2 separate regions of the Mus musculus genome follow, and region 1 is linked to region 2. A link is a contact called in ENCODE POLR2A ChIA-PET data. All regions are on one chromosome and are shown on one strand. Each heading gives the region's core, a stretch centred on a gene start or an enhancer-like site at or near the end of the contact. The rest is flanking DNA. Distances are from core to core; before and after follow the strand shown. Region 1 holds the start of Msrb1 (methionine sulfoxide reductase B1). Region 2 holds the start of E4f1 (E4F transcription factor 1).

Region 1 (3,760 bases), core at 679-3,178, 280 kb after region 2:
GAAAAGATTTACTATGTATACAGTGTTCTGCTGCATGTAGCAGGCCAGAAGAGGGCACCAGATCTCATTACAGTGGTTGTGAGCCACCATGTGTTTGCTGAGAATTGAACCCAGGACCTCTGGAAGGACAGTCAGTGAGCCATCTCTCTAGCCTCTGATTCTCCTTTTTCTACCATCTGAGTGCTGAGAGCTTATGCCACGATACCCTGTTTTGTTGTTTTTATGTATAGCACTGGCTATCCTGGAACTTGCTTTGTAAACCAGGGTGGCCTTGAACTCAAACAATCCTCCATCTTCTGCCTCCCAAGTGCTGAGATTAAAGGTGTGTCAGTACCACTCGGCTAAAGCCGTTTATTAAGGTAGTGCTCAGGATGGAACACAGGGTCTCATGCTAGTCTAGAATGTTTCAAACTGAGCTCTCTAGTGAGGCTCTCTCTGGTACCCAAGCTGGCCTTCAACTCAAAGTGATCTCATATCCCCCTCTCAAGTGCTGGATTTACGAGTGTATACCACCGTGCTCAGCAAACCCAAACTTCTGAGCATCAGTGTGCCCACAAAAAGGCATATTGTTAAATGAGATGACACAGGAAAGATACTTAGTATTCAGTTGAGATGTTACTGCCCCCTGAGGAGTGACCCAGTGGGAAGGTATTGTCCCTGCACCCTGGGGTCTGCGCATAGGGCTCCCTCCCACTACAGCCTCCTAACTTGGCTGCCCTGTTCCTGGCTTGGTGTGGTCTGTCTCCCTGTAGGGTGGCTTCCCCCACTATGGGGAAGTGAACAATGACTTCATCATGTTAAAGGGCTGCATTGCAGGTACCAAGAAGCGAGTGATCACTCTGAGAAAGGTCAGTGCTGCTTGGCAAGCTGGGGAGTGGACTCCAGTGGCCTGTTCTGTCCTTTAGCGTGCTCTGTGGTGGGTTGTGTGGTGGGAGAGTAAAGGAAGGGGGTCTGGCAAGAGCGAGGGATTGACTGAGTCCTCCTTGGTGTGAACTGGAGGTCACAGGAGGAGTCGGGGCCCTCTGTCCTTGACATCTCTTCTCTCTTGGATACCCAGTCCCTTCTGGTGCACCACAGCCGCAGGGCCCTGGAGAATATTGAGCTCAAGTTCATTGACACCACTTCTAAGTTTGGCCACGGATGTTTTCAGACAGCGCAGGAGAAGAGGGCCTTCATGGTGAGCTAGTCCCACTTGTTCCAGAGAGGAACTAGAAGAAGGGGCCTTTTTAGCAAACCAGTAGAGCAGGCCCTAGGTGGCCCTGGCACTGGCCGTAGGTAGTATTTCTTGACTGACTCTCCTGACTAACTCTCATCTTGTCTCCTCACCTTAACCAGGGTCCCCAAAAGAAACATCTGGAGAAAGAGAAGCCGGAGACCTTGGGAAACATGTAAGATGTCTGGAATGGAGCACACCTGGGATGTAGCACTCTTGCTATCTGTCCGGTCCTTTTTGTTCAATAAAGTCCTGAGGCAACTCTCTCTGTCTGTCTCTGTGTGTCTGTCTCTCTTCCACATTCCCTGGGAGGCTTGATGTAGATCTTAAGCCTGGGTCGGAGGTTGGGTGATCCCAGACGCGGGCGCAAGGTTTAGCGCCAGATAAGAGGGCTATAGATACAGCTGGGTAGATGCGCCTCCACGCCAGTTGCACAATGGTATTAGTAGTAGCTACCATTGGCTAGTACCAATGTTTATAGCCTAGCCGCTGTACTGGAGCTTAGCATAGGTTTGGCCTTCATCTTAACAGCTAAGCTTCCTGGGAGCGGCTCCCTGGGCGGGGCCTTCTAGAGGCGGAAGTAAGGACGTGATCTCTGGGTAAACTTGGCTGGATGGGTGGGGTTTAGGGCCTATGGGAGGAGAGACTCCTTGAGGGCGGGGCTGCTAGGAGGCGGCCGTGGGGAATCCAAGAGTGACTGGTCCCCTCTAGGGGCGGGGCTTATGGCGAATCGGAAAGTGATTGGTTATTGGGACTGGGTCGGGTTTGAGTCCAGATCTTAGGGTTTTACCCGGACCTGGCTGGGAGCTTTTGCCTGTCCCGTCGCGACCATGTCGTTCTGCAGCTTCTTCGGAGGCGAGGTTTTCCAGAATCACTTCGAGCCAGGTACACCCCGTGGCATTAAAGCATACATTGCCTCCTGGGGAGCTGTGGAGTTCCCGAACCGGGACTGGGCTAGTGTGGTTGCCGAGGAGAAGCGAGCCTGGGAAAAAAGAACTTGGAGGAGGGGAGCTGGGTGGCCAGGGCATTCTGGAGCAGGAGGACTTGAGAGGAGAAGGGACATTCCGGTAGACTCTGTTCTCGAGGGGGACAGGCCTTGAACTTCAAATGTAGATCTCTCTGGGGGATTCTCTGGGCCAGATGCGTAAGGGTGATGCCACCGGATGGTGTCAGAGTGGTCTGAACTTTAGAGCGGAATGATGGTGGTATGTGGTCCAAGGTCAGTGTTGGAATTTGCCCTGACAATGTACCCCCTCGCCCACCCCACCCCCCCGCCTGCAACCCCTGATTTGCTTGGATGAGCGGACAAGCTCTGCACTTGCTGTTCAATCCGGAATGTGCTGTCCCAGATGTCTCTCCGTCCTCTGCGTTGGTTGTCAATGGGTTCTTGCCAGCATAAATGAAGTTTGACCAGTACTGTGAGAGACGTTGCTTGGCTCCCTTCTTGCTGGGTTCTGCTGATCTGGACTAATTTGGTAAAAACTATGGCACTGGCGTTCCAGGGGCAGGATCTGTTTGTTAGATGTCAGTCCTCTAGAGGGCAGGGCTGTGACAATGGGCACCTCTATAAGCCAGTTGTTGTAATACAGGGTTGCTGGGAAGAGACCTCCCTTGAATTCTTTTTGGCTACAACACTCCAGTTGCCCTCAGGCTACCCTGGCAAGCTAGACACTCACTCAGTTTTGCTTCCTCTCCAGTTCCTGATACAGGTTGAAAGAACAGTTCAGACTCCAGGGTGTCTGTCCTCAAGTGGTGGGTGACCGATGATTCAGTACCCTGCAGGTTCCCATTTTTAAGTCTTTCAAACAGTTATGTAATTCAGTTTTGCAACCATCCTTACCCCTTCCACTCATGTGATCTTTTGGGGACAGGTTGAAACCTTTCTTCCCAGCTGCTGTTTTCTGGGGTTCCCTATTTGGCTTGGAAGACTGTCCTCTAGGGCCAGTCTGTTCCTAAGACCGGAGCTGATATCCATGGTATCCAAGACTGTTGACTAGCAGAGATGCCCACTTGAGAAAGAGGACCAAGTGGTTACACTGGCAGTTAGGAGCCCTACTGTGTGGAGCTTGTCTAAGGGTAAAGGGAGGCCACTATCCGACTTCTGGGAGTTTTCTCTTGGCCACGTACTGTATTGTGTGTCTGCAGCACTGGCTTCCATTGTCTTGTCTGTAAGTGAAAATGTTATCTAGGTGTGGTGGTTCATTTGTAATGCCAGGGGATAGGAGGCTCAGGCAGAAGGATTGCCTGAAATTTGAGGTCAGCCTGGATTACATAGTTTCAGGCTAGCCTGAACTACAGTGTAAAACTTGGCCTAGTTTACTTCTCTGTTGTGATAAAAACACTGATCAAAACCCATCTGGGGAGGAAGGAGTTCATTTCAGTTGACAAGTTACTGTCCACCATTGAGGGAAACCAAGGTAAGAACCTGGAGGCAGGAACTGAGCAGAGACTGTTTACTGGTTTGCTACTCTAGTTTGCTTGGCTACCTTTATTAAACAGCCTAGATCCACTGGCTCAGGAATGGCACCGCCCACAGTGAGGTGGGCC
Region 2 (3,586 bases), core at 1,079-3,578:
AACTACTGTATAAGTGCTAAGAATTGAACCCAGGTCCTCTGCAAGAGCAACAAGTACTTTTTTTTCTTTTTGAGACAGGGTTTCTCTGTGTAGCCCTGGCTGTCCTGGAACTCACTCTATAGACCAGACTGGCCACAAACTCAGAAATCCACCTGCCTCTGCCTCCCAAGTGCTGGGATTAAAGGCATGCACCACCATAGCTCAGCTGCAACAAGTACTCTTAGCTACTGAGCCATCCTTCCAACTTAGCACTTAAGAATTTAACCAAATCATGCCAGCATCCTGGGGAAAGAGATGACTTAGTTTATCCTAGAGAGATTACTAGGGTTCAAGGTCACTGAGCTGAGCCAGCCAGACTCAAGCTTCCAAAACAGTCTGTCTTGTTTCCACTGTCTTATAGTCAGTCCCACATCAAAGTCAAACCCAGCCTGGGACAAGGAGGAGTCAATGACAAATTAATGATCAAATAAAAGGTCAAACCCAAGCTATGACTGGCCCATAGGCCACCTGAAAGAGGGTGGTGCCCTCCACTCTGCTCACACAAACTAAACACCGAAGAGCCTTACCCCTCCCACCCCACTCATTTAGAGTCTGACTCAGCACCAAAATGTTGATACTCAAAGAGTCCCTGACCCAGAAAAGGACACACCTATCCCATTTCACACTAAGACCATAAACCAGAGGTTCTCAACAGGTGGGTCCCGACCCCTTGGGGTTGCTACCAAATATCTACATTACAAATCAGCACAGTAGCAAACTTGCGGTTATGAAGTAGCAACAAAACAACTTTCCGGTTGGGAGTTCCAGAATATAAGGAACTGTATTAAAGGATGGAAGTATTAGGAAGTCTGAGAACCAATGTCATAAGTAGACCCAAGAACCTACAAGCATATGCCTTTATCCCAGCAATGGGGAGACTGAGTCAGGACCATCTCTGTGAGTTCAAGGCCAGCCAAATCTACATAGTGAGACCCTGTCTTTAAAAAACAAAAACAAAAACCAGGAACTCAGCTGGATAGTGGTGGCTCATGCCTTTAATCCCAGCACTTGGGAAGCAGAGGCAAGCAGATTTTTGAGTTCGAGGCCAACCTGGTCTACAGAGTGAGTTCCAGGACAGCCAGAACTATACAAACACTGTCTCAAACAAACAAACAAACAAACAAACAAACAAAAAACCTAGAAACTCCAAAGAGTTCCCTGAGACGGTAACTGACTCTCTCCAAGCTGAAATAAGGGAAAAAAAAATTACAGTGGGACTGAGTTCTTTCATGACAAAGAGCAGCAATATACCAGTAATACTTGTCAAACCACTTCCTGTCTGATCAAATCTACAGCTCCGTGGAACTAATGCACAGGAGATACCCAAACCACCTCTAAAAAATATCAGCACCTAGAGACGTAATCCTTGGTGCCAACACAGCCCTCGGCATACAGACACGATTTTAACTCTTTGCCATACTCCTAGGAAAAATTAAAGGGTTTAAGAGAGGAGTTACAGCCCCGGCTCCAATCTGATCCTTGACAGGAACCAGATGGACGACCTTGAACCTCAATTATCTCCATCTCTGAAGTGAATAGTAGTAATGATAGTTCGCCTTTCGAGCTTGGTTTAAGTAATGGTACAAGTCGGATTGAGCGGGGGGTGTTCCGCACATTCTTGGAAGCGTTGCTCCACCCCGTAGGGAAGGCCCAGGTCCTCAGTGGGGCGGTGCCGCCTCCCCAGGTCAGGTCCCTAATCCCTGTCTGACAGAGCGGCCCCGCCTCCAGTCTCCAGCTCCGCCCGAACTAAGGCCCGAGTGGCAGAGGAGAAGCAGAAGCTAGGGCTGATGGGCGCTGAAGAGGAGCGAGCGATGTTTGTTTGGCCAGATCGACCCCAAGGGGCTGGAGAAATGGGCTCCCTGTGAGCCTCTGCATCTGGCCCAACGGGTTAGAGGCAGTCCGAAGGGAAACCTGTGAGAGTTGTGAAGGTTTACAGACACTCGAGTAGCCAGGATCCGGGCGAGACCGTACACCGCAGCCCGGACAGAGCCGCCCGCACCCCGGCCGCACCAGGCTTCGGTAGGCTCGTTACCTTCCTCGCTGAAGGGCGCTGGGAGCCCAAGGAAGCCGCCGGAGGACAAGGCCGCCGCCGCCGCAACCCCGCCCTCGCCCGCTTCACGCCCGGCTTCGGCCCGGGCTTCTGCCGTATGAGCGGCCGTCACCCGCACTGCCATCGCGCCCTCCATGTCGCAACGCGCCACAGGAAGATGGCGGATTTACGACCATGTCGTCATAACAACGGGCCGCACCGAGGGCTGCGTGTCCGACAGGCAGGGGGCGGGACAAAAACGAATTTGACGGACAGGCAAAAAGGCGGGGCTATGGGTTGCGGTCTAGCGCGTCAGTAGAGGTGGAGCTTGGCTCTTTGAGAGCCATCAGCGCCAGACATCAGGGCGGAAGTGGGCGTGGCTTGTGTTAAATTGGCAGGACTTGGTCCAAAGTGAACTATCCGTGGAGTAAGAACTCTCCCTTTCTCTCACTTTTTTAAAAAAAGATTTATTTACTTTATGTATATGAGTACATGTACAGCTGGTTGTGAGCCTTCATATGGTTGTTGGGAATTGAATTTTTAGGACCTCTGCTTGCTCCGGTTGCTCTGGTTGCCCCACTTGCTCAGGTCAACTCCACTTGCTCAGTCCCTGCTCGCTCAGGCCTAAAGATTTATTCATTAAGTACACTGTAGCTATCTTCAGACGCATCAGAAGAGGGCGTCAGATCTCTTTACAGGTGGTTGTGAGCCACCATGTGGTTGCTGGAATTTGAACTCAGGACCTTCAAAAGAGCAGTCAGTGTTCTTAACCGCTGAGCCATCTCTCCAACCCCTTCTCTCACTTTTTTGTTTTGTTTTTTTAATGTAGTATGGTTTGTCTGCATACATGTCTGTGCACCACGTGCATGCCTAGCGCCCGTGGGGCCCAGAAGAGGGTGTCTGACCTGGAACTGGAATTACAGATGAAGTTACATGTAGGTGTTGGGAAATGAACCTAGATACACAGCCAATGTGTTCTTAGCCGCCCAGAGAATCTGAACTCTTTAGGGTTGCTACCCAATATAGAATCCTGGACTCAGACCTGGGTTGCAATGTCAGAATTTCCTGGGCATGAGAAAGAACTCCATTTGGAGATAGTTCGAGTGCTCCTTTCCAAAGACTTTTTTTGTAAAGATTTATTTTATGTATAGGAGTACACTGTAGCTGTACAGATGGTTGTGAGCCTTCATGTGGTTGTTGGATATTGAATTTAGGACCTCTGCTTGCTCTAGTCAACCTCGCTCATTCAGTCTGTACTCACTCTGGCCCAAAGATTATTTATTATAAGTACACTGTAGCTGTCTTCAGACACAACAAAAGAGGGCGTCAGATCTCATTACAGGTGGTTGTGAGCCACCATGTGGTTGCTGGGATTTGAACTCAGGACCTTCAGAACAGTCAGTGCTCTTACCCACTGAGCCAGCGAGCCAGCCCCAAGACTTTTATTCGGTATATGAAAAGTATTGAAAAGTATACATAAAAGTGACCATTTGTGACATTTAGTACACCGACTGAGTT

Evidence for each region. ChIA-PET counts read pairs that join two places held with the same protein, here RNA polymerase II (POLR2A).
Region 1: POLR2A ChIA-PET joins it to region 2 with 10 read pairs in Patski. The contact joins the promoter of Msrb1 here to the promoter of E4f1 in region 2. POLR2A ChIA-PET finds 5 or more read pairs at or near these places in 2 of 5 experiments (Patski and embryonic stem cell).

What each region holds. Positions count from the first base shown.
Region 1 is chr17:24,734,665-24,738,424 of GRCm38, forward strand. Msrb1 (methionine sulfoxide reductase B1) reads left to right here and starts at 1,929. Exons shown (of 5, transcript NM_013759.3): 1 at 1,929-2,098. The coding sequence starts at 2,044. It overlaps Rpl3l (ribosomal protein L3-like), which reads left to right. Exons shown (of 10, transcript NM_001163945.2): 8 at 753-848; 9 at 1,058-1,177; 10 at 1,336-1,479. The coding sequence ends at 1,392.
Region 2 is chr17:24,453,064-24,456,649 of GRCm38, forward strand. It overlaps E4f1 (E4F transcription factor 1), which reads right to left and starts at 2,329. Exons shown (of 14, transcript NM_001301784.1): 1 at 2,072-2,329. The coding sequence starts at 2,225.